Linked DNA regions of Homo sapiens: regions 2 and 3 are each linked to region 1. A link is a loop called in an ENCODE intact Hi-C map of the cell type or tissue named here. Cell type or tissue: IMR-90. All regions are shown on one strand. Each heading gives the region's core, and the rest is flanking DNA. Links, peaks and the distances in the headings are about the cores only. Region 1 holds the start of LINC03086 (long intergenic non-protein coding RNA 3086). Region 2 overlaps TGM6 (transglutaminase 6). Region 3 overlaps LOC105372505 (a long non-coding RNA gene).

Evidence for each region. Hi-C counts contacts between places; a loop is a spot of excess contacts. Peaks named below come from ENCODE experiments on the same cell type or tissue, not always from the same donor. Only the 100,000 strongest peaks of a DNase experiment are listed, where the experiment ranks them.
Region 2: it touches region 1 in a loop (12-fold over the local background); 10 of 110 quality-filtered maps call a loop at or near these places.
Region 3: it touches region 1 in a loop (15-fold over the local background); 3 of 110 quality-filtered maps call a loop at or near these places.

The regions. Positions count from the first base shown.
Region 1 is chr20:2,201,247-2,212,031 of GRCh38, forward strand. LINC03086 (long intergenic non-protein coding RNA 3086) reads left to right here and starts at 5,682. Exons shown (of 2, transcript NR_161305.1): 1 at 5,682-6,273. It overlaps LOC105372502 (a long non-coding RNA gene), which reads left to right. Exons shown (of 3, transcript XR_937202.3): 3 at 1-179. RefSeq lists enhancers at 5,773-6,273, 5,956-6,075. In IMR-90, for the core only: a CTCF peak has its summit at 6,447 (motif pointing right); no DNase peak of the experiment used is centred there; H3K4me3 peaks cover 817 bases; H3K27me3 peaks cover 1,963 bases.
Region 2 is chr20:2,399,802-2,407,801 of GRCh38, forward strand. TGM6 (transglutaminase 6) reads left to right here. Exons shown (of 13, transcript NM_198994.3): 7 at 505-643; 8 at 3,596-3,699; 9 at 3,780-4,022. Among named protein-coding and RNA genes, the nearest start is that of TGM6, 23 kb to the left of the region's middle. In IMR-90, for the core only: a CTCF peak has its summit at 3,006 (motif pointing left); no DNase peak of the experiment used is centred there.
Region 3 is chr20:2,640,928-2,651,712 of GRCh38, forward strand. It overlaps LOC105372505 (a long non-coding RNA gene), which reads right to left. Exons shown (of 5, transcript XR_007067502.1): 2 at 2,801-3,454. TMC2 (transmembrane channel like 2) reads left to right here. Exons shown (of 20, transcript NM_080751.3): 20 at 207-2,653. The coding sequence ends at 424. Among named protein-coding and RNA genes, the nearest start is that of NOP56, 6.3 kb to the right of the region's middle. In IMR-90, for the core only: a CTCF peak has its summit at 6,125 (motif pointing left); a DNase peak (open chromatin) is centred at 6,134; H3K4me3 peaks cover 8 bases.

The sequences.
Region 1 (10,785 bases), core at 1,692-9,691:
ATGATAAATGTCAGCCAGGATTACAATGCTTCCTTCACAAACCTTAGCACAGACGGTTTCAATAAAGATTGCTTGATTAACTTTTTTCTTCTAATTCAATGCCATTTTAATCATGTGCCTACTTTTTGCTTAAAAGGCCTGTGAATTTCATTCTGACAAATAAAATTATTTTCCAAAAATGTACACAATTGCTTTGGCGATGTTCAATTTTCATTTCTTTGCTTGGTAACAGTGCTTAGCATTTAGCTGAGACTTCTTTATGGAAACTCTGCCTCCAGGAGAAGTAGCTAAAAGTCTGAAAAGTAATATTTGATGTATCATAAGGGGATAGTTATTAAATTCTTTTATTAAATTTAAGTTTTTATAAAACAGAACATCTTCAATGTGGAAGAGCTACATAGAATCACACTGAATGACTTTAAAGACATTTATTTCAAAGACTGCCATGTATCACACTGGTTAACAGTCACTCTGGATACAATTTTCTTTAAAGAGACCACTTCATTCCACTACAGCCACTTCAACTGCTTCCTCAATGGCTTAGAGAGGTCCAGGGGTTTTAGAGAGTCAGTGGGAAGTCATCCTAGAGATCATCAAAGTCTATCTTCCTCCTTTCTCAGAAAACAAATACCTGATAGTGTTGGTGCTTCCTTTCTCGGAACAATTGTGTTCCCTGAATCATACACAGTGGATGTTTTATACACAAAATTGTATTCTGATTGCATATACATACTATGCTAATGAATCACCCTCCAATCCATTTGTAGAGTGCTCTATCTGTAGAGTTATAGAAATATCAGTGTTCGCTCAAGATGGTCCATTGGGATGAGAAAATATTAGGACTTATATTCATGGTTATGTTTATTTGAAACTAGGAGAGATACTAAGTTTTACTAGTGTTTGCTACATGGCCTGACCCCAAAGGCCACACTGGGTCATGTGTCATGGGTGGTAAGCATGGGGGCGTCAGAGTGGTAGCCCGTGGCTCTTTCACTGACTTCTTGGCCTTCGGTGTATTACCATGTGTTACAGTTTCCCTGCTAGAGGAGGTTATCAACTCATCAACAGGGCTCATTTGGCAAAACCGAGACCCCTAAATGATATGATTTTTACAATACTTTAAAAATTGGCTGTATCTGTTTCCAGATTTTTTTCCCCTAAGCATCTACTAACAAATAGTTATATGTATTAGAAAACAAAAAGAGAGCCGGGCACAGTGGCTCACACCTATAATCCCAGCACTTTGGGAGGCCGAGGTGCACAGATCACTTGAGGCCAGGAGTTCAAGACCAGCCTGGCCAACATGGCAAAATCCCATCTGTATAAAAAATACATAAATTAGCTGGGCGTGGTAGCATGCGCCTGTAGTCCCAGCTACTTGGGAGGCTGAGGTAAGAGGATCGCTTGAGCCCAGGTGATTGAGGCTGCAGTGAGCCATGATCACACCACTGCACTCGAGCCTGGGAGTCAGAATGAGACCTTGTCTAAAAAAACAAAAACAAACTCAAAAAACAAAAAAAGCTTCATAATCTACATACACCTCTTTTCTTCACTCAGCCATATGGTTTGGGCATCTTTTCATGTCACTATATTTAGCTCTACCTCATTTTTCCCTACCTTATTCTTTTAAATATTTGCATAGAGTTCCGCAGTCATCCCTCTCATTACAAGGTTAGTTTGTTCCTAAGAAAATTCATAGGGTGAATTTTCATAAACGGAAAAGATAATTACTATTTCAACCGATGGTACACAGTTACTGCACAATTTCAGAAACAAAATACACACATGATTCTCAAAGTCATAAAAATTTTTTTAAAAAGCAGTATAAGAGAGACAAAGGAAACAATGCAAGTGATGCCTGAGTCTGTTACTTACAACCCGCACCAACTATGTCACCATAGAGAAGACCATGTGGAGGCTGCTCCAGAGGCTCAATAGCAGTCTTTGCTAATGCAGTGAAATCCTCACAAGCCAAAGAAAAGAAATTTAATGGAAATTAAACTCCTTTTAAAGTCAAAGTCTTGAACTTGCATGGGCATATTTTAGGGTAAGACTCTTTCCCATAGTATGGATGCATTATAATTTATTTCCCAACTGTTCATTATATGGACATCTGGGTTCATATTAATCTGCCAGGACTCCCATAACAAAATACCACAGACTGAGTGGCTTAAACAACAGAAATGTATTTTCTGACAGTTTCAGAAGCTGGAAATCCAAAATCAAGGTGTTGGCAGCTTGGTTTCTCCTGAGGCCTCTCTCCTTGGCTTGCAGATGGCAATCTTTTCAGTGTATCCCCACATGGTCTTTCCTCTGTGTGTGCACCCTGGGTGTCTCTCTTCTTAGAAGGATACTAGTCATATTGGATGAGGTCAATATGAGGTCATTACCCATATGACCTCATTCAACCTTAATTACCTCTTTAAAGACCTTATCTCCAAATATAGTGGCATTCAAAATCATTAGGAGTTAAGATGAATTTTGGGGTGCACAATTCAGTCCATAACTCAGTTGTTTCTCATATTTTTCACCGATATTCCTCACCTCACACACTCCTCAATCCATTCTAATCTCATTTCCACCCTCAGTGCTCCAATGGATATTTCCCTCCTCTGAGTGCTACCTGGTCAATTGTGATTGTTGCTCCCGTAAACAACTACAGTGTTCTCCTTCTTATTGGTTCCATGATGTTTATCATCCCCCCTGCCGCCGCCCAATCCATTCTCCCATAGACATAGTAAAATGCATTTGTAATCTAATCACCCCACCCCTTATCTTGATACTCTTCCCTGACTTCTTGCTTTTGAATTAAGACGCAAACAACTTAGGATGGTGGACAAGCCCTTGCAGGATCAGATATCGGTCCACCTCATTCATACTCCAACAGCCTCCTCCAACCCACTTCATTCCAGCCACACTGGCTTGCTTTCATCCCATGAGAAAGGTCAAGTCTTTTCCCACTTCAGGGCATGAATTGTGTCCTCTGCCAAGAACAACCTCCTCTTTGTCTGTCTCATCCTTCACACAGATTAAAAGTGAGTTTCTCAGTGAAGCTCTCCTTGACCCCCACTTGTCAGGTTACCATTGTCCCAGGCTCCCACAGAATTCTGGATTTTCTCTGCAGTGGTTATTACACATTGCAGTCACTGGAGCGATTGTTTCATATGCATCTCCCCCACCAGACCAAGAGCTTCTGGAGAGCAGGGGCCACATGGAAGATGCTCATTCCTGCATCCCCAATGCTCAGCCCAATTCCTGGCACAAAGTAAGTACTCGATAAATATTTAATGAATAAATAAACTCGTTGCATTTGGCTGTTTCCTCCATTTGGAAGGCCCTTTTCATTCTCATCCATCTGGCACGTTGAGGCCAGCCAGCTCCTATATCGCTCTGATTAGACTGTGAATTACTTTCATGGCAGGACCTGTGTTCCCAGTGCCTGGTAAAGGGCATGGCGCACACAGCAAGCCTGCCGGTTGAAGCAGATCATTTTTACTTTGCTGCGTATCCAGGTCCTACATCACTGCCCTACTGAAGGTTCTTGAGTCAAGAAGCAGATGAAAAAATTATCAACCTTCTGTCTGATTCATAATGACTATCACCGGTAGTCATTTATTTTGTATGATTTGTCTATAAATCATACAAAATAAAACTGACAATGGTTAAGATGGCACCTGTGAAATTTGTTATGAACTCAGAAGACTCACATCTTAAAGGTAACACTGGAAATTACAAGAAGCAAAGGAAATCAGATCTGGTTGAAATAATCAATGCAAACTAAAACAGACTGCCCACGTAAAATTTGCTCCTTACTAAACATTTGTAGAGGACTGCCATTGACAGATTTTTGGACCCACAAAATTTTGCCAAAGGAAATGGAACTATGGCGGCTGGGCATGGTGGCTCATGCCTGTAATCCCAGCACTTTGGGAGGCCAAGGCAGGCAGATCCCTTGAGCCCAGGAGTTCGAGACCAGCCTGGGCAACATAGTGAAAGCCTGTCTCCAAAAATGAAAATCAACCAGGCGTGGTGGTGCATGCCAGTAGTCCCAGCTAGTTGGGAGGCTGAGGTGGGAAGATTGCTTGAGCCTGAAGGTTGACGCTGCAGTGAGCCCTGATGGCGCCACTGCACTCCAGCTTGGGCAAGAGGGTGAGACCGTGTCTCAGAAAGAAAAGAAAATAGAACTTGCTAGTGTCAATGCCTTTTAGCCAAAGACCACCAGGACACACCTATAGTTGAACAAGTTGGGTTGCACTGAGGGAGAGTACATACCATGACAGAACTATGGGGGGGTATCTTCGAAAAGAGGTGTTATAAAGAACCTATTACTGGATTTGAGCTTTTATGGGTAATTTAAGGAGGGCCTATGGAAGTTGGATTCGCCCTAGATTGGAAGTGGTCAGGAAGCAGGAGCCAATTCCATGATTGGGTATCTCAATAAATCTAATCTATAGAGAAGGCAAACTAGAAGAAAGATAAAACTGTAATTAGTTAGCAGGGGGCCGGGCACGGTGGCTCACGCCTGTAATCCCAGCACTTTGGGAGGCTGAGGCAGGCAGATCACGAGGTCAGGAAATCGAGACCATCCTGGCTAACACAGTGAAACCCCATCTCTACTAAAAATACAAAAAATTAGCTGGGCGTGGTGGCGGGCTCCTGTAGTCCCAGCTACTTGGGAGTCTGAGGCAGGAGAATGGCATGAACCTGGGAGGCGGAGCTTGCAGTGAGCCGAGATCCTGCCACTGCACTCCAGCCTGGGCGACAGAGCGAGACTCTGACTCAAAAAAAAAAAAAAAAAAAAAGAGAGAGAAAAAAAAAAGAAGTAGCAGTCACTCATTTTCTCCAAGACGGGTGTTTGGTATTTTGTGAGTGGCACAGTGACTGTGTTTTTGTCTGTGCTTAGACAAAATTTCAAAGTAGATTTGCTATGTCTCACTTTATCAGGCTCTCTGTAACCATATCTGAGGTTGTTATTTTGTGACGCTACGTACAATAGGAGGATAACATGGTGGACCTGTGATGCCAGGCTAGCTTCTGAATGTCGGGGTTCCCTTTTTTTTTTCTTTTTCAATAAAATAAGCATGAAATACAAAATATCACAATGATGGAAACCAAAGTAAAATTCGACATACAAATTTTAAAGAAGTAAAATCTTTATCATGAAATTTATATGTAAAAGAATCACTCAGTAAAGACAATTTCCATAAAATAAAAATGGATATGGATACTATTTAACTATGTTGTATTAAAAAAAACTGATCAAAGAATTGGTTTAATGGAAAATGCTCTGGAAAATTCTTTTGCAACAGTTCATCGCTGTTGATATAATCCTAATTAAAATTATCGGACTCCAGTTTTGGTGGAGATGTAAATTTGCTAGTGTCTTTGAAGAGCAATTTAGTCATATTCATGAAAATTAAAATTGCATGTGGCCTTTGACATAGAAATTTTACTTCTGGAAATTTACAGAGAAAGTTGCACGTGTGCACGTACATACAAGGATATTACCACTCCACTCTAGTATTTTTTGTAGTAACGAAGATTGAACAAACATTAATGTCCTCCAGTAAGAAGCTGATTAAAATTCAGTATGAGACATCCATTGTACCCAAAGCTAGGTGGCCTTAAGAAGGTCAGTGTCGCTCAGCGACAGGGCTCGGCCCCCCCTCGTGCAAACCCACCCCGAGGTGTGAGGCCAGGAGTGTGCGGTCACGAGGCGCCCGGGAAGTGTGTCCAATGCCCGAAGCAGCCCCCACCCGGGCGGTCCTGAGTCCGGGTCGCGCTCTGGTGTATCTCTTTTGACGTCTGCTACCCACAGCCTGGGGCAGGAGAGTGGCGACGGCGAGGAGCAACTGCACGCGACTTGGGACCTTGCCCTGCCCCGCGGCCCGCGTCACCATGGCAACTGCAGGCAGCCAGCACCGACGGCGGGAAAACGAGGACCGGAGCCGCGTTACAGCCTTGGCCTTCGAGCAGCCCAGGGAGAGTCTCTGCGTCCTCCAGCCCCCGCTTCCCTTCATGTCGGAGGTCCTAAGCCCGCAGCGAAGTCCGCAAAGAGCTTTCCCCGACGCCTACGAGACCGGAAGTGCCTGGGCCCAGGTGGAGGAAGGACCCGCGTGGCCGCCTCCGCGCTCTCCCTGGGGTCCGTGCCCCTTCCGGCGTTTCTCCCGCGTCCTTCACCATGGCAACTCGGGCGTCGGGAGCGTGGGCTGCGAGCCGAGTGGGTGGGGGAGCCGCCGGGCTCTATCCGCCAGCCCACGAGAAGTGACGCAGGTGACGGGAGGCCGCAGGGACCTGAGGGCGGAGAGGGGAATTCAGAAAGTGCCGGGCGGCGGCTTCCGCTTCCTCTGCGGGGTCTCTGGGTGGTCGTGGCTGGGAGCTGCCGGGGCCCGGTGGCCGTGCGCCTCTGCTCCGGGCAAGCTCTCCCTGCAAGGCCCGGGCGGCGGCAGGGGGCAGTAGCGGCCCGCGATGCTCAGAGGCTCGCTGGCACGGAGCTCCCGGGCTGGGGCGTCCAGATCTGGAGAAGCCGGGGGCCTTGGTCACACTCAGAGCTGACGTCCAGTGCGGCCCTTGCTGAGGACTCGAGCGAACAGATCTCTACCCAGCCCCCGCCCCACGCGCACCCAGCCTGGGTCAGCTCGCCCTGCCCGCAGCCACGCAGCTGGTGGCTAAGCGCGGGCTCCGGGTTCAGGCTGCCTTGAGCTCTGTTGGTTCCCTCTGAAAGTGCTGATAATGATAGCAGGTATCTTGGGATTGCTTTGAGTATTAAACGAGTTAATCGTACTTAGTACAATTTCTGGACTTAGTTTCTAGCACGTGGGAAGTGCTCATGGGCTTGCCTGGGGCAAGTTAGTTGACCTCTCAACCTTGCCTCATTAAAAAGTGGGGATAATAATAGTACCCACTTAATACCGTTATAATAATTACAGTAGTTAATATTTGTAAAGCCCCTTGCCTTCAAGAACTTAGGACATTAAAAAAAAGATTGTGAAGTCCCTAGAATGGTGCCAGGCACATAGTAAGCTGCCTCTATTATTACCATGGTCATATTGTTGTTATCACTATGTTAAATAAAATTTATAAGAGGCTATTGGTTTGGACTGAGCTCCTGCACTATGCCCAACAGATCAACCCAACATGGAGTCACTTATGCTGAAGTTCCGTGCCACCAAGCTGAAACTAAGTTGCTTATTTGACTTTCCTAGAAATTAGGAGAGAGAGACAGTTAATATAGCCAAATGCCCAAGTAAACCAGCTTTAGCTGGCATGATGAGGAAGTCCTCTCTGCTTTAACCTTTACAAGGAAAATAACTTTGAAACAACCAATTCGCTTTTTGTTCTGTGTTTCTGCTTTCTTCAGCCCTTTTCTGTCTATAAAGCCAGCCTCCTCAGCTCAGCTCATCAGAGCACTCATTCTGTTTTATAGAACGAGGCATCGGCTGATTCTAGAATGCAAATATAAGCCAATTAAGATTTTAAACTAAATTTCTTGTAATTTTTGTCTTTTGACAACTATTATCGTCTGTTTGCCTTGTGAGGTTGGAAAGGATTGCACTTGTCCTGCTACAAGGACTCTTAGTCTCTGGCTGGATTACAGAAACATTTGCCTGCATTTCTCCTTTTATTTCCCAAAGTTTTTCAGCGTCTTACATGGTTCTGTAGAAGAGGCAGGATCGTGTCCTTAAAAGACCACTGGGCTGTGAGTCAGGTGGATTTTGGTCTTGATAATGCTACTTGGGCAGGTCACTGTTTCCTCATCCATCTGTAAGCCTCTTTCAACAAAGGGTAGCTGGTATTATCTATTATGCATGTTTAGCCTTTCCGGTAAGGTAATATATTTAGTAAAACTAAATTAGCATCTGTCAGCAACTCTCCAGGGTAGTAGGAGAAGGTGGCAGGTGCTTTGAGGAAGTTACAGATGAGAAGCTATGGGATTCTGAGAAGGGAGAGTAAGCTTCTTAATTTATACTTTAATTTCTAATAAGTAGAAATGTCAAGATGTACGGGGGTCAAATGAGAATGATTCTACCCCTCCACCCCACTAAAAAGTCTGGGAAAGTGAATTTTCCCCTCTGAGGCCTTCTTATTTCTCAGTTGGAAATAAAATGTATGTTGGCAGCTACATTCATTATTGCTTGCAGTGTAATCCGGCCCCTGTTATGGATTCCCAGACTTGGGCTCCTGGACTGACTTCTTCCATTGGCAAGAACATCATATTCACCATATTCTTCTCTTTCTCTCTCTCTCTCTTTTTTTTTTTTTTTTTTTTTGAGACAGTCTCGCTCTGTCACCCAGGCTGGAGTGCAGTGGCATGATCTTGGCTTACTGCAACCTGCAACCTCTGCCTCCCCGGCTCAAGCAACTCTTGTGCCTCAGCTTCCCAAGTAGTTACAGGCATGCACCACCATGACCGGCTAAATTTTTGTATTTTTTAGTAGAGATGGGGTTTCACCATGTTGGCCAGTCTGGTCTTGAACTCCTAATCTCAAATCTGCCCGCCTTGGCTGCTTCCCAAAGTGCCGGGATTGCAGGTGTGAGCCACTGTGCCTGGCCCTTTGTTTTTTGTTTGTTTGTTTTGGAGACAGGGTCTCACCCTGTTGTCCAGGCTGGAGTGCAGTGGCACAGTCACAGCTCACTGTAGCCTCGTCCTCTAGAGCTCAAGTGATCCTTTCACCTCAACCTCGCTAGTAGCTGGGACCACAGGCACACACAACCATGCCCAGCTAATTATATTTTCATTTTTTGTAGGAACGGGTAGGGTGTCTCTATGTAGCCCAGGCTGGCCTTGAACTCCTGGGCTCAAGGGATTTTCCCTCCTTGGCTTCCCAAAGTGCTGGAATTACAGACATAAACCGCCGCACCTGGCCTTCTTTCTGTTTTCAGAAACCTCCCTTCACTCACCAGAGTGTAAGGTCCCTATTTATCCCACTTAGGTTAATGCACTAGGTTAGAGTAAGCAGTGTTTCCTAGCAGTTATGGGCATTGGCTTTTATAGTCAGGGGATTTGAGCCCTGCTGTGATTTTGAATCAATGTCTGAGCCTCAGTTTCTTCATCTTCAAAACAAGGACAGTAATACTCCGGGCTGTTGTGATGATAGCGTGAGATCTTGCACTTAAAGAATCCAGCATGGCCGGGCATGGTGGCTCACACCTGTAATCCTAGCACTTTGGGAGGCCGAGGCAGGCAGATCATGAGGTCAGGAGTTCAAGACCAGCCTGACCAACATGATGAAACCCCGTCTCTACTAAAAATACAAAAATTACCCGGGCGTGGTGGTGCAGATTTGTAATCTCAGCTACTCAGGAGGCTGAGGCAGGAGAATCACTTGAACCCAGGAGGCGGAGGTTGCAGTGAGCTGAGATCGTGCCATTGCACTCCAGCCTGCATGACAGAGAGAGACTCTGACTCAAAAAATAAAAAACAAACAAATAAAAAAAGAATCCAGCGGTACCTGCTAGGACAAGTGCTCAAAAAAAAAAATGTTGGCTGCTCTTTTTAAAAATATACATAAATAAATATGGGGTCTTACTGTGTTGCCCAGGCTGGTCTCAAACTCCTGGCCTCAAGCCATCCTCCTGCCCCGGCCTTCCAAAGTGCTGGGATTACAGGCATGTGCCACCACACCCAGCTGGCTGCTCTTTTTTAGCACTGTCATCATGGTTATTACATTGTTAGTTCACAAAAGGCAGGGTGATCTTTTGTAGTCTTTTTCTTCTCTTTATTGCTTGGCAGATCTCTTTATTGCCAGCAAATGTTTGTTGAATGAATGAGTGAATCCACCCAGGAAGCTCTAGTAGCAGTGAATTTCACATTGCCCTGACTAATAGCAGCTCTGCGCCAGAAACCATATTCAGTCCCATTACCTTGTTGAATCCTCAAGTTTGATGACTTTGTCTAGCCTTCCAATTTGGCTCCTGAAGCATTGGTGTCATTGATTCACAGTCCAGAAGCTGGGAGTAATGTCTGCTGCAGATTTCTGTATTGTTTCCGTAATGAAGCTGACAGCAGCATAATATCTGTAGCCTGTGCTAAGATAGGAGTTGGGTGTCATGCTGACGTCAGGCAGTGTGTTCTCATCTCCCCAAGGATGAGCTGGCTTCCTTGATGCAGTTTCCTCATCTCATTAGTGCATTGCTTGACATTACACTTCTGAAACAGCAGGGCTCAATCAGAGTTTAGCACTGCAACTCTATCAGGGTGATAATGTCACAGGGCATCAGATTCCTTCTTTTGTCCCTCTGTGGCCACTTCCAGAGAAGTGTAGCAGCTGTAGGGGAAGGACAGACCAAGGAAGGTCTTTTTGCTTCTTCTGATCCACTCACTGTATTTGAGTTTTGGGTTAGAGAAGCCTTTAGAAACCTCTAATTTAGTACTTTTTAAATACTGTTCTGTGGGGGTTTTAGAATTCGTAGGACTCCCTCATCCTGCCAGGAGCTGTTTCTGGGGAGAATAACTACCTAAACAGGTAGAACTTGGGGCATCCTACCTCTGATTCAACCAAAGTGAGCCCTGTGACATCTCTGGAATACTGAAGAACAAATTTCTTTTTATTCCTCAGTAGAGACTCTGAAAGCCAGTCAGCAACATTGTTGGACTTTGAGCAAGCTATTTATGCATTTGCAGTGTTTATTCATTCATTCAGCACATTCTCCGACACTTTACTAGGGGGCTGGGGATAGAGCAAGAAACAAAATAAAGATCCTGCCATCAAAGAGCTTACATTCTAGTAGGAGGAGACAGACAGTAAAATATGTGCCATGCAGGGCCTCTCCAAGGATGTAGAA
Region 2 (8,000 bases), core at 1-8,000, 200 kb after region 1:
TACATATATTTGCATATGCTGCAACCCATCTTCATTGATGGATTCATTGACAGGGAGAACGAAGTCTGGCTGATGAAGAGAGAAGCCAGAGAATTTATTTCCTTCATATCTGATCTTTTATCTTGAAGGAGTCCTAGCTCCCTCTGTCTCTCATTCATTGAGTGCCTTGGGCGAGCCCTGCGGCTCCCTTGGCCTCCAGTCCCCTCAGGAAGATGAGGGCTCTATTAGGTGGCTTCCAAGTTCCTGCCAGCCTCAAAGCCTGTCTACTTACATGAGGTGGCAACAGCATATCCTGAAGTCCTTGAGAGAACGTGCAGGAGATGGTGGCATTTCTGAGAGTGGAGATGGGAGTCTCAGCCCCACAACCTGATGAACTAGACACACAGACAAAGATGGGGTGGCAGAGGGCTTTGGCCACAAATGAGCCAGGGCGCCTGCTGTGGAAGCCAGGCCCCTCTCTCAGGGGCCAGGGTCCCGCCTGCTCCGAGCCTCTCTGCTCTGCAGTCCTCAGGTGCTTGGGGATAGCCACACGGGTCGTGTCCAACTTCAACTCAGCCCACGACACAGACCAGAACCTGAGTGTGGACAAATACGTGGACTCCTTCGGGCGGACCCTGGAGGACCTGACAGAAGACAGCATGTGGTGGGTCCTGCCCCCAGCCTAGGCCCGAGGGCTCTGGAAGCCCAGCAGGTGGAGCAAGGCCTCATCTTCCATAACACCACCAGGGAGCGGCAGGCCCAGAGCCCAGCTCTCCTGAATCTGAGCCGGCTCTGGAGGGAGTGAGAGGCGCCCTGCGGATAGTGGTGCCTCTTCCAAGATGTAAGGTCTGAGGTCAAGAGATGTAGACTCAGAGGTCAGGAGGGGCCTCAAGATTTGATTGCCTTGAACGCCCGGTTCTACTCTGTCTGGGAATCTGTGGCTTCCTGGGGTGGGGTGGGGTGGGAACTCCTTCTGCACAGGTACCTCTGGATCAGGCTCCTGCTTCCGTATCAGCTGCGGTTCTCCGTGTTGTGTGTCTCAGGTGGGAAACAGACTCCTTCCTTAGCTAAAACAAAATTCTTCACATAAAGCTTTAAAAAATTCATTCCAGGCCAGGCACGGTGGCTCACACCTGTAATCCCAGCTACTCAGGAGGCTAAGGCAGGAGAATTGCTTGAACCCAGGAGGCAGAGGTTGCAGCGAGCTGAGATCACACCATTACACTCCACCCTGGTCAACATAGTGAAACCCCATCCCTACTAAAAACACAAAAATTAGCCAAGCATCGTGGCAGGCGCCTGTAGTCCCAGCTACTCTGGAGGCTGAGGCAGGAGAATCGCTTGAACCTGGAAGGCAGAGGTTGCCTCTGTGAGCCAAGATCATGCCACTGCGCTCCAGCCTGGGTGACAGAGTGAGACTTCGTCTCAAAAAAAAAAAAATTCATTCTAACTTACTTAATTTTCTGAAATAGGAAAAACATTCATGTGGTTTAATATTTGAAAGGTACAAAATGGGTTGCAGTGATGTCTCCCTCCCGCCCAGTTCCCCAGCCTCCCCATCCTCCTCCTGGAGGCAACACTATCACTGTCTGCTACATCTCCTGTCAGAGAGATGCTCTGCAGACACGAGCACATACATACCTACAGTGCCTCCCCGCCTTTTCCCTGCTTAAACAGTATTGGCAGCTTTATGTGATACTGTTCTTGCTGGAACATTTAACAATTCCACGTAAATACACAGAGTTTTCCTTATTTTCCATAATGTTTTAAGTAATAACGTAACACCCACCAAGCACCTAGTCTGTGCCAGGTCCAGTTCTAAGTGCTATATATAGATTAACTCATGTATTTCTTCAAACAACCTGTGAATAAGTTAAGATCATTGATTCTATTTCGCAGATGAGGAAACTGAAGCACAGAGAGGTTAAGTAACCCATCCAAGGCCACACAGCTAGTGAGTGGAAGCATAAGGGTATGAACCCAGTCTGCCTCTCAATTGCATGAAAAAGCCATTGTTCATCTAACCATCCCATATGGATGGACATTTCAGTTGCCTCAGTTAAAAACAAGTTTGCCTTTACAAACAAGGCTTCAGTGAATAACCTTGTTCAAATGTCTGTTCACACATGTGCAAGTCTGCCACTCAAAGCCAACTTTCTAAAGATTAGGAGAGATGGCTGGGCGCGGTGGCTCGCACCTGTAATCCCAACACTTTGGGAGGCCGAGGCTGGCAAATCACTTGAGGTCAGGAGTTCGAGACCAGCCTGGCCAACACGGTGAAACCCCATCTCTACTAAAAATAAAAATTAAAAAAAATTAGCCGGGTGTGGTGACACACACCTCCCCAGCTACTGGGGAGGCTGAGGCGTGAGAATCACTTGAACCTGGGAAGCGGAGGTTGCAGTAAGCCAAGATTGTGCCATTGCACTCCAGCCTAGGTGACAGAGCAAGACTCTATCTCAAAATAAATAAATAAATAAAAATTAAAAAATAAAGATTAGGAGAGACAGTGAAGAAAACACAACACAGAGACACAGAGAGCCTTGTATCCTTGTTCCCCAGGGGAGCGTGCCAGGAGCCCTTCCCGAGCTGGCCTCCAGCTCAGACCATCTCTTTGCTCCCCTTGGCCTCTCCTCTTTTTTGGTTCTCTTCATTCCCTTGCCCTGGAAGCACAAAATACTCGCATTCTTCTCTTTTCTTCATGCAGAAAGCACAGACACTTCATTTTGATGTTGGGGACTCTGTCACCACCCAGGTTATCAGGGTCCCACCTTTAATCCCCAAATGCTAATCAACATACTTTCCCCAACAAAAACAGTTGCCTGCCGAAGAGGAGTTCTGAGGCCGGCTGTAAAGATGCCAAGTCAGGCAAACCGGGAATCAGGTTTCTGTCTGCTCCTTTCTTTCTGCAAGACCTTGAGCAGGTGATGTCATGTTTCCTACTCATATTCTCATCTTTAACACGGGGAATTAAAAATAAGGCTGGAATTACCAGAGTCTATGGTGCTCTGCATAATCAGAACCCTACCTACCCCCTCTGCTGGCCATATCCCAGAGATACTTAAATACTTTCTGCTCCTTGAACACACAAGGCCTTTTCTTGTCTCACTTAGGACCTTTGCACATGCTGTTCCTTCTTTCTAGAATATTGTTCCCTTCACTCTTCCTATAGCTTATTCTTTCTCACTGAAGTCTCACCTTCAATGTCATTTACCTAGAGTAGGTCTATAGGGGTTGTTCTCTAGCTTAAGCCCCTCTTTTTCTTCCTAACATTTATTGTCACTTGCATTTGTTTGATTTATCTGCTGACTTAGCTTTGCCTGTCTCCTTTGTTAGAATGTAAGCAGCATGAGAGTAAAGATCTTCTGTCTTAGTTGCAGTACCTTGAACAACAGGTTCTTGATAAATGTACACACACATCTATATACACACATACACATATATATACAAACATATGTGAATGCTGTGTGCTCATTCATGTGGTTGAATGAGTGATTCACAACATGCAGCCACAGTTCTTGTGGAAAGTAGGGAGCCCAGGGCCTGCCTCTCAGTAGGATCTTCCCTTCCTATGCCCTCACTCTAGGCAGCTTCACCCATCCTCTCTCTGTGGCAGGAATTTCCATGTCTGGAATGAGAGCTGGTTTGCCCGGCAGGACCTAGGCCCCTCTTACAATGGCTGGCAGGTTCTGGATGCCACCCCCCAGGAGGAGAGTGAAGGTACGCTCAATTGGGTGGGGTAAGTTCCAGACCCCTGCTTTTCCTTACCCATGCTGCTCATGCCCACCCCTCCTGCCCAGGTGTGTTCCGGTGCGGCCCAGCCTCAGTCACCGCCATCCGCGAGGGTGATGTGCACCTGGCTCACGATGGCCCCTTCGTGTTTGCGGAGGTCAACGCCGACTACATCACCTGGCTGTGGCACGAGGATGAGAGCCGGGAGCGTGTATACTCAAACACGAAGAAGATTGGGAGATGCATCAGCACCAAGGCGGTGGGCAGTGACTCCCGCGTGGACATCACTGACCTCTACAAGTATCCGGAAGGTAAGGGCCACATGGCGGCCTTTATTACCTTCCCCCGGATGGCCCATCAGCTGCAGAGGGCCCACTGCAGGTGGCCTGGAGCCAGGCCTCACCCCATGTATATGACGCTGACAGCAGCTTCCATTCACGTTGTCTCTGTGCTCTGAGCCAAGTGCCTTTATTTAGGCTACATTAATAGCTTCCTCTGTTTGCTAAGCACCTCTTCTACCTTAGAAGATTTCCCATTTGTAATAATAATAGCTACATCTCCTTGAACACTTGCCATATACCAGGCACTGCATTAGGTATGTTCACATACAATAATCACTACTAGTAACAATAATGATGATAGTAGCAGGTATTATTTATTGAACACCTAGGACAAACGCATGGCACAGGCCCAATTCAGACTAATAATAATAGCATCTCCTGTTTAGCATCTGCCAGGGCCTGTGCCGTGATACCAATTTATGGCCATTGGTTCATTGAAGAGCCCCTACTTGTTAGGCTACAAAAACAAAACAGTTGTATTTTTTCTTATAGCTGTTTCCAACTATATACTTTAAAAATCTCCCTTTCCCACTGTGTAACAGGTTCCTTAGCAATGTTATGATCTGATTAACATATTTTCAACCATTTCTGCTTGTTAAATCCATGTCACCAAGTAATTATGACTTCAAGCTCAAACTTGAATTAGACCCTGTCTCCTCCTGTCCCCTGAGCACAAGCTAGAGCAGTGACCCTGGAAGGTTGCTAAAGAGGAGACACAATCTGCTCTGAACACCTCCTCGCCTCCCTTTTCTGCTCTCTAGCATCATATTTTACAGCTCTGGTTGCACTTTTTTTTTTTTCTTTGAGACAGAATCTCACTCTTGTTGCCCAGACTGGAGCGCAATAATGTGATCTCAGCTCACTGCAACCTCCGCCTCCTGGGTTCAAGCAATTCTCCTGCCTCACCCTCCCAAGTAGCTGGGATTACAGGTGCCCGCCACCATGCCCAGCTAATTTTTGTATTTTTAGTAGAGACGGGGTTTCACCATGTTGGCCAGGCTGCCCTTGAACTCCTGACCTCAGGTGATCTACTCACCTCAGCCTCCCAAAGTGCTGGGATTACAGGCATGAGCCACTGCACCTAGCCCCTTGTTGCACATTTGAATTATCCAGGGAGCTGTTTCAGTTATATATCTTAAACAATAATTACTTATTTGGTCAATTCTGTGGGTCAACAATTTGGGCTGTGCTCAGCTGGGATGGTTCATCTTCTCCAGGTGGTGCTGGCTGGGATCTCACATATGTCTGTCACGTGGGACTGCTGAGATGGCTGGGTCTGTGTTCCCACTCGGCCTCTCATGTCCCAACAGGCCAGCCCATGCTTTTCTGAATAGCAGCAACATTCCCAGAAGGTGAGAGATGAAGCTGTGAGGTTTCTAGAGGCCTGGCTCAGAATGTGCACCATGTCACTTCTGCCACATTCTATTGGTCAAAGCAATTCATGAGCCCAATCCAGATTCAAGGGGTGGGAAGTTGTAAGGCATTATGGCCATTTTTAATCTACCACAGCAGGCCAGATTCCACCCCTGACTAATTGAATCATAGTCTCTACGGGATGTGGTTTTGGCACTGGGACTTTTTAAAGCTCCCAGGTGGTCTCTAGTGTGCAACCAATGCTGAGAGCACTGTTAGGCTAAGAGGGAGGCAAAGAGGACAGAAGAGAGCAGATGCCTTTGTCTTAACTGGGTGAGGATTCAGTGCTGGCTAAGTGGGTGGGTGCTGCTGCCCTAGTTTCCTATCTATGCTTGCTGAGGACAGATGGTGGCTCCATCACAACCTGCTGCCATCCAGACTAATTCCTGTGCTGTTCCTCTAGACACTGCTGATTTCTTGTGCTATTTGGGTCCTTTCAACACAGCTTCTTTCTGATGCATGGTGATTTTTGTCCCCAAGTTCTGCAGAGGTTTTACAAGGCTGTGGCCCCCAACCCTAACCTCCACTGTGTCCCACTCCAAGGCTGGGAACTGAAACCTGACACTTGTGGGTAGAAGGAGCAGTCTTGACTGGCTGTCTCCCACCTGCTGTCTCCCTTCAATTCTCTTCTCCCTGCTCAGGTAGTACATGGCTTAGTAAGTAAGACGGGATAAACAGACCTCCCACAGGGAGGAGAATACCAACTTCCCTTTCTGTAGGCACCCCCAATCTTGATCAGCCAGTCATTTCTTGCTGAAGATACCCCCAAACCTTAACACTGATTCTTTTAAACACCTACTCACACCCCCAACTCACACTTTAGCTCCTATCTCCAGGAACATGGCACTTTCTTGACTGTCAAAGACATCTTCCACTTTAGCTGTCTTCTTACTGTCTTGGGGATGGGCTATGGATGAGGGGACTATGTGGTAAGGCCTCTTCTGAGCTGCCACCTCTCTGATAAGACCTGCAGATTGATTGCTGGGTCCCTTCAGCTGGGAGCTTCTGGAACTTAGAACGTGGGGTCTAGCCTGGGCAACATGGCAAAACCCCATCTCTATAAAAAATACAAAAGAATTAGCCAGGCATGGTGGCATATGCCTGTAGTCCCAGCTACTCAGGAGGCTCCAGTGGGAGGAATGCTTGATTCTGGAAAGCAGAGGTTGCAGTGAGACAAGATTGTGCCACTGCACTCCAGCCTGGGCAACACAGTGAGACCCTGTCTCAAAAAAAAAAAAAAAGTACATGAGGTCTGTGGGTCTTTTGTCCTAAGATTTAACTATGACCAGCTGGGTGCAGTGGCTCACACCTATAATCCCAGCACTCTGGGAGGCCGAGGCAGGCAGATCACCTGAGGTCAAGAGTTCGAGACCAGCCTGGCCAACATGGCGAAAACCCGTCTCTACTAAAAATACAAAATTAGCCAGGCATGGTGGCCCATGCCTGTAATCCCAGCTACTTGGGAGGCTGAGGCAGGAGAATTGCTTGAACCTGGGAGGCGGAGGTTGCAGTGAGCCAGGATCGCACACTGCACTCCACCCTCAGCAACAAGTGCGAAACTCCTCAAAAAAAAAAAAAAAAAAAAAAAAAAAAAAAAAAACCATGGCCACAGGAGAAATTAACATCCTGTTACATGATAACAGTGATGACAATCACTGTTACTGAGCGCTGGCTGTGGGCTGGCCATTTTCACATGTTATGTAGTCATTTTATTTAACAAATGTTTACAAAGCCCTTACCATGAGCTTTTAAGTGAGACACTAGTACAAAGTTTATTTTACAGAGGAGAAGACAGATGTACAGAGAGGCAAGTTGACCCAGCCAGAGAACATAGCTAGTAAGGGAGAACTCTCCTGCAGAACCCAGAGCCCATGCTCCTCACTCTGCACTGCACTGCCACTATTTAATTATAATATTGTCTACTGTTTATTGACTGCCTACTGTGGGCAACGTGATTTTACATTTAGGTTAACAAAAATAATAGTAACAGTATCTAGAACTTGCTAAGCAAAATGGTAAGCAATGTCCAAGCATTATTTCATTTAATATTTATTTTAAAATCATTTTATGAGCCAGGCATGGTGGCTCACGCCTGCAATCCCAGCACTTTGGGAGGCCAAGGTGGGCAGATCATCTGAGGTCAGGAGTTCAAGACTAGCCTGGCCAACATGGCGAAACCCCATTTCTACTAAAAATACAAAAATTAGCTGGGCGTGGTGGTGGTTGCCTGTAGTCCCAGCTGTTCAGGAGGCTGAAGCAAGATAATTGCTTGCTGTCAGGAGGCGGAGGTTGCAGTGAGCAGAGATTACGTCACTACACTCCAGGCTACAGAGCGAGACTCTGTCTCAAAAAATAAAATAAAATCATTTTATGGATAAGCAAACTGAGGTACAGGGAGGTTAAGTAACTTCCCCAAGTTTCCAAAGCCCAGAAGAGCTGGAATTCTAACGAGGCAGTCTACTCTTAGGGCCTCTGCCCTCCCTGCTATGCTAGACTGCACATCTTCGCTGAGTGGCCTTGGTGTGCCATACAGCA
Region 3 (10,785 bases), core at 2,786-10,785, 440 kb after region 1:
AGCCAGAAGACCATACTCCTCCAACAGATGTGTTTATGCAAAAGCCAGGCCAAGGTGACCCCGAGACAGCTGAGTGCAATCCGACAGCTCTCACATCACCAAATAGGACTAAAACCTACACACACCGCAGGGCGACTCCAGAGAGCTCCAATCCAACCTGTACAAAATCTCCCACTTCCTCTTTCTTGTCTTGGTTCGTTTTCCAGAGACCACTCCTCCCTCTGCCAGCCAAAGCCAGGCCATGGACAAGAAGGCGCAGGGCCCTGGGACCTCCAATTCTGCCAGCAGGACCACACTGCCTGCCTCTGGACACCTTCCTATATCTCGGCCCCCTGGAATCGGACCAGATTCTGGCCACGCCCCATCTCAGACTCATCCGTGGAGGTCAGCCTCTGGAAAGAGTGCTCAGAGACCTCCCCACTGATGGCTAGGACTCCAGGGAGCCTCGACCCTAGGGCTGATCCTCAAGTACCCCAGTTTCACACATACCAAACCAAGGTTCTCTCCCCTCTTTCCTCTCACATACATGCTCTGTCTCCTCTCTTGGAATGCATGAACTTTGATTCCTTCAGGCCCTTGTCAGCTACCGAAGGAGGAAGACAGTGGCTTCACCTGTCCTTTAGGGAAGCTGGAGCCATCTCTGCACTAACTGCCCTCCCAAATATCTTGGTTCAGACAGCTCTGAACCCCACGCTCACAGTGGTCGACCTTGCCTCCCGATTTTCGGAGTTGGGGAAGGGCCATGACCACCCTCGTAGACTTTTTCCATGGGATACAGTTTAGGACACGGGTTTCTGCCAGCTTCCCTAACCAGGAGGGGGATGGAGAAGGGCCTACATTTCTCAATCCAGAGGAAGTGAGCTGGTTTAAATGAAAGGTCCAGGCCAGGCACAGTGGCTCACACCTGTAGTCCCAGCACTTTGGGAGACCAAGGTGGGTGGATCGCTTGAGCCCAGGAGTTCAAGACCAGCCCGGGCAATGTGGCGAAACCCCATCCCTACAAAAAAATTAGCTAGGCATGGTGGTATGCACCTGTAATCCCAGCTACTTGGGAGGCTGAGGCAGAAGGATCACTTGAGCCCAGGAGGCAGAGGTTGCAGTTAGCTAAGATCACGTCACTGCACTCCAGTCTGGGCAACAGAGTGAGACGCTGTCTTAACAACAACAAGTCTGGCCAGGAGTGGTGGCTCACACCTGTAATCCCAACACTTTAAGAGGCTGAAGTGGGAGGCCAGGGGTTTCAGATGAGCCTGAGCAACAGAGCAAGACCCTTGTCTCTACAAATAGATAAATGAATCAAAGTAAATGAAAGTGAATGAAAATAAAGGTAAATGGACCAAAGACCAGTCATGGAGAGTGGGGATTGGTGGGAAGACTGGTGATACCCCAGTACCCAGCCCAAGGGAAGCTTACACCATGGAGCACAAAACAGGGAGTGAAAACAGTGAATCACAGGAGCGAGTGAGTTGCCCAGTGCCTCTTATCTTGGAAGGAAACCTGCCTTACCCAGGGCAGAAAAATCTTTTTCATGCACCAAATTCTAAAAGGAATTTGATAACATGATTATTGTACAAAAGACCTTGAAGATGGTTTCTCTGAAGAGTTTTGCAAAAGGTACAATGCAGAGCGTTGTCTCTGGGGATTCTATGTTCACTTAGTGTCATATCATGGTTCTATGCAGAATATTTCTTAGGGGGAAGAAGCCAGGGGCCAGACCATTAAGAAGGCCTTGATGGCAAGGGCAGAGCCTAGGTAGGGTGGGAGTCACAGTCCAGGACTCTGCAACAGCCCAGCTATCTTGCACACAGCTCCTTCCTTTCCTCCACTCTGTGCTCCCAGACCCAGGTAAGCAGTGAGGCCTCAGAGGGCCCCAGAGACCCTCTCACCCATGTCTCTGAGTGTTCTAAAGAGAGTCAGCCACCTTAACCTCATCAACTGTTACAGCCACCACCCAACCAGGCCCCCAGGGGTTCTCAGGAGAATCCCCCAGACTCAGAAAGTCAGGCAAAGCCCTGGCAGAGAGACGAAGATTTTTACAGCAATTTCATAAGCTGTACAATTAAAATAATTTCTAACTTCCCTCCCAAATCCCTTCCCTTCTCAATCCAGCACCAAAACTTCACATATATATACAAACTGCAATGGAATAATAGGGACATGTGACCAGGAGAAACAGGATAAATTATTTCACACCAATCTCTCCTGGCAAGGCTAACGAAGATGTTGCAATGCCTGATTTCCATGGAACCCAGGTCCAAGCCCCAAATCCAAAACTGCCTGTGTGTCATATGCCTTCCCCCAAGCTAACCTACCTGAAACCTCAGTACAGGGATCCTGGCACTGTAACCCAACCAATCAGGACCAGAAGGCCCAAAGATGGCCACCACACCAACACCTGGCCTTCTGCATCAGAATGCCAGGCCCTGAGGCAGGGAACACTCTGCCTGCCTGAGCCATTGGTCCCCTAGTGATTACTGTCAGGCCTCCACTGGTTACTAATACACATAAATACCCACCACAAACACAAACCAACCATCCTGATCTGATGAAGTGTAATTTTATGTGACGGAATGTATATGTCATCTAATGCTGCATAACAAATTATTCCCAAAACATAACAGCCTAAAACAATAAACAATTATGTATTATTGTATGTAGTTTCTGTTCTGTGGGTTATAAATTTGGGAGTGGCTTAACTAGGCAGATGTGGTTCCGGATATTTCAGTCAAATTCTCAGCTAGGGCTACAATTATTGGAAGGTCTGACTGGGACTGAAAGATCTGCTCTCAACATGGCTCACACGTGACTGTTGGCAGGAGGCTTCTGTTCCTTGCTGGCTATTGATAGGGGACCTTGGTTACTCTCCATGTAGGCCTCTCCATAGAGCTGCTTGGGTGTCCTCACAACATGGCTGCTGGTTTCCCCCAGAGCAAGTGATCTGAGAGGGAGAGCAAGGAGGAAGCCACAATGCCTATTATGACCTAGTCTCAGAAGTCACACTATCAGTTCCACCACTTTTACTCATAGAACTGAGTCACTAAGTCTAGCTCACACTGGAAGGGAAGGGATTTAGGCTTCACTTCTTGAAGGGAGGGTTACCAAAGAATTTGTGGACATATTTTAACAGAAAATTTTCTAATTCAAATAATTACAAGACCTCTATCAAGACAACTCTGGCCAGGCGTGGTGGCTCATGCCTGTAATCCCAGCACTTTGGGAGGCCGAGGTGGGTGGATCACTTGAGGTCAGAAGTTTGAGACCAGCCTGGCCAACATGGTGAAACCTCGTCTCTACTAAAAATACAAAAATTAACCAGGTGTGGTGGTGCGCTTCTGTAATCCCAGCTACTTGGGAGGCTGAGGCAGGAGAATCGCTTGAACCCAGGAGGCGGAGGTTGCAGTGAGCCGAGATTGTACCACTGTACTCCAGCTTGGGTGACAGAGCAAGACTCCGTCTGAAAAGAAAAGAAAAAAAAGAAAGAAGAAAATTAACCATTTATCCAGAGAAATATAACTGGTGTCCTGCTGATATTACCCTAGTTTGGCTGCGCATTCCTAACTGGAGAGAAATGGAGCAGATGCTGGATTTTATCTGTTGGAAGCTATTTTTGTAGGCTGATCCTTTCACTTCTAATAACTTCAACTTCCATTTCTATTTCCTAAGAGCTCCATAGTACACAGAATCACATAAGTAGGAAGACACTTTAGATGAAGAAGATCAAAGGGGATACCTGGTCTCCCACTGATTTGCACACTCGCAGAAACTAAGGGGAGGGGCTGATGCACCAGCCAGTAAGGTGATCTGGGCAGGTTACCAATAGCACTCACTATGGTGGTAACGCTCAGCTCAGTAAAGTCACTTCAGACGTGCTCTGAAGTGGGTGGGTAGAGACCCACCCAAAGCTGGAGCACCAAGTTCCTCATGCTCAATAATGGACAATAAAAAATAAACCCGCCATGCAGAAAGAGACATGTATTTCTCTTGACCTTGGCAGAAAGTAGAGGAGAAAAAGTCTCCATTGAGAAGTTCTAGCCACAAGGCAGCTCTCACAGAGAGGCTCTAAATTCATATGCTACAGTTGACCCTTGAACAACACTGGGTCTAGGAGTGCTGACCCCCCTGCAGTCAAAAACCCATGTATAGCTTTTGACTTCCCCAGAAGTTAACTAATGGTAGTCTGCTGTTGAATGGAAGTTTTACTGATAACATAAAGTCAGTTAACACAAATTTTATATGTTACATGTATTAATACTGTATTCTTGCAATAGAATAAGCTAGCTAGGAAAAAATGTTATTAAGAAGATCATGAAGAGGAGAAAATATATTTAATATTCATCAAGCAAAAGTGGATCATCGTAAGTCTTCATCCTTGTCATCTTCATGCTGAGTAGGCTGAGGAGGAGGAGGAGGAGGAAGAAAAGGGGTCGGTCTTGCTGTCTTAGGGGTGGCAGAGATGGAAGAAAATCACATATAAGTGGATCTGTGAAGTTCAAACCCATGTTGTTCAAGGGTCAACTGTATCTGTATGTTCCAAAAAACTCAAATGAAAATTTTAATTTATTTTTTTCAAGACTTTCAGGCCAGGCGTGATGGCTCACACCTGTAATCCCAGCACTTTGGAAGGCCAAGACGGGTGGATCACAAGGTCAAGAGGCCGAGACCATCCTGTCCAACATGGTGAAACCCCGTCTCTACCAAAAATTCAAAAATCAGCTGGGCATGTTGGCTCATGCCTGTAATCCCAGCCACTCGAGAGGCTGAGGCAGGAGAATCGCTTGAACCCGGGAGGCGGAGGTTGTGGTGAGCCGAGATTGTACCATTGCACTCCAGTCTGGGCAACAAGAGCAAAACCCCATCTCAGAAAAGAAAAAAAAAAGTGGCATTAGGTTGATAGTGCCTCCAAAACAGGAAGAAAAAAGGCAAATAAACAAAAATAGCACAACAAATAAAATATAAAGCACATAAGACGAAAGAAATAAACCAAAATATATCAGGAATCAAAATAAATGCAAACGGACTAAACTTCTAGATAGAAGGCAAAGACTATCTGATGGAGATTTTAAAATCCTATAAGCTGTTCCCAAGAGATGACTTTAAAACTAAGGATAGAGGCCAGGCATGGTGGCTCATGCCTGTAATCCTAGCATTTTGGAGGCTGAGGCAAGTGGATTGCTTGAGCCCAGGAGTTCGAGACCAGCCTGGGCAAAATGGTGATACCCCATTTCTACAAAAAATACAAAAATTAGCCAGTGCATGCCTGTAGTTCCAACTACTCGGAAGGCTGAGATGGAAAGGATCGCTTGAGCCCAGGAGTCAGAGGTTGCAGTGAGCCGAGACCACACCACTGCACTACAGCCTGGGTGACAAAGTGAGGGACCCTGTCTCAAAAACAAAAATAAGATAGGAACTTTATCCCTTTTGATTCCTAGGGAATAAAAACTGAAGTATAATTTTCAATGGCAAAATCACCAGGTGTGTGAGTACCATCAAATATTCTAAGCAGGTTTGTTTATAGAGTGTGAGGATTGCTATTAAAGACAACTGTCTGCAGTGTTGTGCCAGATACTTTATCTTTCAATATAGTATTAGCTTGAAAAACATGAAGAAAGGCCCAAGGTCATAGTTGGGGTAGATGTGGTATATAGAGCATACAGATAACTCTATCACTGAACCGCGTCTGGAAAATGGGCTATATAAAACCAACCTCCAAATTTGTCTGTGAAGATTCAACAAGTTGATGGAAGTAAGACTGTAATGTGCCAAGCATTATGCTAAGTACTCAATAAATAACAGATATCATCACAGGCATGGATAAGATCTAACATCCTTGGGCTCAGGGGATAAACACAACAGTATCTTGTGCTCTATAATCCTAATCAATGGCCAGGCTTCAGAAGCTGCCAGGTCATCACTGCCAAAAAAACACAAGGAATGCTGGGCTAAACCACCTTCCCAAGGTACTTTTCATTCTCCTGTGTCTTTATAAAGAAATGCTGCATATACATGTAACTCACTGCCAAAGAATATTGTAGGGTTTCTTTCCACTTTTGAGAAAAGAGCCCAGGAATTGCTAGCAAGCCTTTTAAATTTTATGAGAATTTTCTCACTCACAAAAGGAGTATAAAGTGCCGCCCTCTTGTGGTAGTTTCATGAAATTTCCTTTCCCGAAGCTCTCCCAAGGCACTGAATTTATTTTATTTATTTATTTATTTATTTATTTATTTATTTATTTATTTTTGAGATGGAATCTCGCTGTCGCCTAGGCTGGAGTGCAGTGGAGCGATCTTGGCTCACTGCAGCCTCCGACTTCCGGGTTCAAGCGATTCTCCTGCCTCAGCCTCCCAAGTACCTGGGATTATAGGTGCCCACCACCGCGCCCAGCTCATTTTTGTATTTTTAGTAGAGATGGGGTTTCACCATGTTGGCTAGGCTGGTCTCGAACTCCTGACCTCAAGTGATCCACCCACCTCGGCCTCCCAAAGTGCTGGGATTACAGGCGTGAGCCACTGTGCATGGCCTGGCACTGAAACTGAAATAGCACATTCCACTTCCATAGGTCCCCATTAGTGTTGCCAGAGTAAAAACCTTGGGCTAATGGACACCAAAATGACACAGTTAGCCATAGGCTGGGCTAAATGAAAAAGGTCAGATGATATAGTATATGGTTCTTCCCAATGGGTGAACAGTCTTATGGACAGAGAAAAAGAAATAGGCCCCACCTGCCACCTGGCTTTAATGTGGAACCTGGAGCACATCTGGGAAACTCATGGCTCCCACTCAGACCTGCTGTCCCTGCAGGACATTTGCTCAGTGGGAGCCCTGTGAGCAATTTGTCCTCCATATCACCTCCAAATTAATCTCCAAACACTGCTTAATGGAAAAGCAAGAGTCTCATCAGACCAAAACCACTCATCCTGACTTTCATTCAAGGTTTCTTACATTCTAGATCCTTCAGTCTTTTGTCCAACTACTGACCAGTTTGCATTTTACACCTCTAGCAGGTTCTTCTCTTGTTTCTGGCTTTTGCTTCCACTCTCTTTCCATCCTCCATCTCTAAATGACCTACACACTCTTCTATGAATAGCTAAATCCCTTCTTGCCATGAAGTCTACCTCAGGAACACTGGGCCAAATTGTCTTCCTGTCAGCTTGCATACAACTGCATCTTAGCACCTGATTATATTCAGTCTCCCAGGATTGCAAAGTCTCTGAAGTCAGGGGTCACAGGTTAGTACAAGTTGAGTATCCCTTATCCAAAATGCTTGCAACCAGAAGTGTTTTGGATTTCAAATTCTTTTTCAGATTTTAGAATATTTGCATAATACTTACCAGGTTGAGCATCCCTAATTCGAAAATCCAAAATCTAGAACATATAAGGAGCTCAAACAACTCTTTAAGGAAAAAACATAATAATCCAATTTAAAAATAGGCAAAAGATCTGAATAGACATTTCTCAAAATAAGATATACAGGCCAGGCATGGTGGCTCATGCCTGTAATCCCATCACTTTAGGAGGCCGCGGCAGGCAGATCACCTGAGGTCAGGAGTTTGAGACCAGGTTGGCCAACATGGTAAACCCCGTCTCTACTAAAAATACAAAAATCAGCAGGGAGCGCTGGCTCACACTTTGGGAGGCTGAGGCAGGCAGATCACAAGGTCAGGAGTTTGAGACCAGCCTGGCCAACATGGTGAAACCTCTCTCTACTAAAAATGCAAAAATTAGCCAGACGTGGTGGCTCACGCCTGTAATCCCAACACTTAGGGAGGCCAAGGCGGGCGGATCACAAGGTCAGGAGATTGAGACCATCCTGGCTAACACGGAGAAACCCCATCTCTACTAAAAATACAAAAAATTAGCCGGATGCGGTGGCGGTCGCCTGTAGTCTCAGCTACTCGGGAGGCTGAGGCAGGAGAATGGCGTGAACCTGGGAGGCGGAGCTTGCAGTGAGCCAAGATTGCGCCACTGCACTCCAGCCTGGGCGACAGGGCGAGACTCCGTCTCAAATAATAATAATAATAATAATAATAATAATAATAATAATAATAAAATAAAATAAAATAAAATAAAAATACAAAAATTAGCCAGGTGTGGTGCCAGACGCCTGTAATCCCAGCTACTCAGAAGGCTGAACCAGGAAGTGGAGCTTGCAGTGAGCCGAGATCACGCCACTGCACTCCAGCCTGGGCAACAGAGCGAGACTCCATCTCAAAAAAAAAAAGAAAAGAAAACGTGGTATGTATACACAATGGAGTACTATTCAGCCATAAAAAATAAGATCCTGGCCAGGCACAGTGGCTCACACCTGTAATCCCGATACTTTGAGAGACCGAGGCAGGTGGATCACCTGAGGTCAGGAGTTCGAGACCAGCCTGGCCAACATGGTAAAACCCCGTCTCTACCAATAATACAAAAATTAGCTGGGTGTGGTGGCACACACCTGTAATCCCAGCATTTGGGGAGGCAGAGGAGAGCAGGATAGCTCAAGCCCAGGAGTTTGAGATCAGCCTGGGCAACATGGCAAAACCCTATCTCTACAAAAAAATTAGTCAGGCATGGGGGTGTACACCAGTAGTCCCAGCTACTTGGGAGGCTGAGGCAGGATGATCACTTGAGCCCAGGAAATCAAGGTTGCAATGAGCAAAGATTGTGCCACTGCATTCCAACCTGGGCTACAGGAGACCCTGTCCCAAAAAAGAAAAAAATGAGGTTTCAGTAGCTTCTATGCAAGGTGATAACTGCAGAGAACTGAGACTCAACTGAAAATAGGTGATAAAACATTTTGTTGTGCTATTTATTAATTAAAGGACAAAAGAGCAAGATGAAAGACCACTAATATTTTTTGAGCTCCCACTACATGCCAGGTACACCATTGTCACACCTGGCCCACAGGAGATCTTCAATAAATGTTTGTTAAAGGGATGAATGAAACCCCAACCTTCATTCTGCAAAGGAAATGAAAGCTCAGGAAGATTCAGTGATTAAGATCACATTGTAAGTACTGGCAGAGCTGGGGCTTGAACCCACGTGAGCTGACCGATTCAAATTTACTGCTGCTTAACAACTCACCCTTACATTTAGTGGCTGAAAACCGCAATGTACTATTTGTCACAATCAGGGTAGACAAGATGCAGATGGTGGTTCTGCTGGTCTTGTTTGGGGCCTTACATGGCTGCACTGAGATGGTGACAGGGGCTGGGACACACAGGATGGCTTCACCCACACGTCTATCTTGGCCATTTGTGGAAACTAACTACCATAGGTGGTATTTCATGACCCTGTAAGCACCCACAAATTGCACCTGGTTGGATATTCTGCCTTAGAAAGATCATTCTGGCAGTAGAAAGTGCCTTGAAGGGGAAACCAAAGGTTTTGTAAAAAGTCTACTTTGGTGGTGAAGACCTGAGCCTAGACAGGAGCAGTGCACCCAGCAAACAGTCCAAGCGGAAGGCAAAGATGGTCTACTCCACCACAGGTTGCAGAGATGCCCCCTGGATAACTGGATAACAGTGTCAAGGATAACAGGAGTCCTGTGTTATCCCACTAGAGTCAGACTACAAGTATCAGGGTGAGATATTTTATTGAAGGGATGGAGATGAGAAAACCGAAGGAAACCTTTTAATGTTCATACCACATCCATATCTGATCACAAGCATTGGTTATCTCACCAGCAGAAGCACTTTTCTTCAGCCATCTCTGTAAGTCAGCAAACTACTTCATGACAGCTCCTTTGTAACCAGAGGACCCAAATTTTTCCAGAGTACGACTGGTTACCTTTTGGCTCATTGATTGACCCTCAGGTTTTTTATATTCTGATTTAACACACAAAAGTGTGTTCATATAGTTACATATATATGTATATATGAAAAATATTTGTGTACATATTTCTATATATGTATGTAGAGCTGAGACAAAAGTTTTACAATGAACAGCACCTTACTCTAAGCAACACACTCTTATTTCTATTCGCTTTAATCCTTTTTCTTTTTTTTTTTTTTTTTTTTTTTTTTGACAGAGCCTTGCTCTGTTGCCCAGGCTAGAGTGCAGCCTCTGCCTCCCGGGTTCAAGCGATTCTCCTTCCTCAGCCTCCCGAGTAGCTGGGATTACAGACATGCTCCACCACGTCCAGCTAATTTTTTTATTTTTTGGTAGAGACGGGGTTTCACCATGTTGGCCAGGCTGGTCTCGAACTCCTGATCTTAAGTGATCCGCCTGCCTCGGCCTCCTAAAGTGCTGGATTATAGCCCACCCAATCCTATTTTTTTAAATGCTGTCCATTAATGCATTCTGACTTCTTGCTTGAAAACCCCTGGTTTAGTGGATAAGCACCTGTAACTCCAGGAAGATTCAGGATTAAGGGCAGAAATAATGAAGTAAATTGAAGTATTAGCATTAGTATTTTCCATTACATTTTGGAATCGTCTATTTTGATGTATTCACGACGGTTAAAATAATTTAACATGCTAATGTATGGATTAACTTGGCAATTCCATTTTAAAATATTAAATGGAATAACGATTCTGACTCGTAAGTAGACATGTGTAACAGAATTCAACCACATCTGTAAACCATATTGAAATTATGAGAGTAAGATTTACCAACCACATTTAGGTTTGACATATTAGATTTGTGAGTGAACTATGTACTTGGATTTTGTCAAGTAACTCAATCGCTTAACAAAATAACAATTAAATGTATAAATGCAGTTTATAGCTATACATTATTTTTAAAAATCCCCTTCGAATGACTCTTTAAAACATACCAGGGGATACGCTACTTAAGTATAAC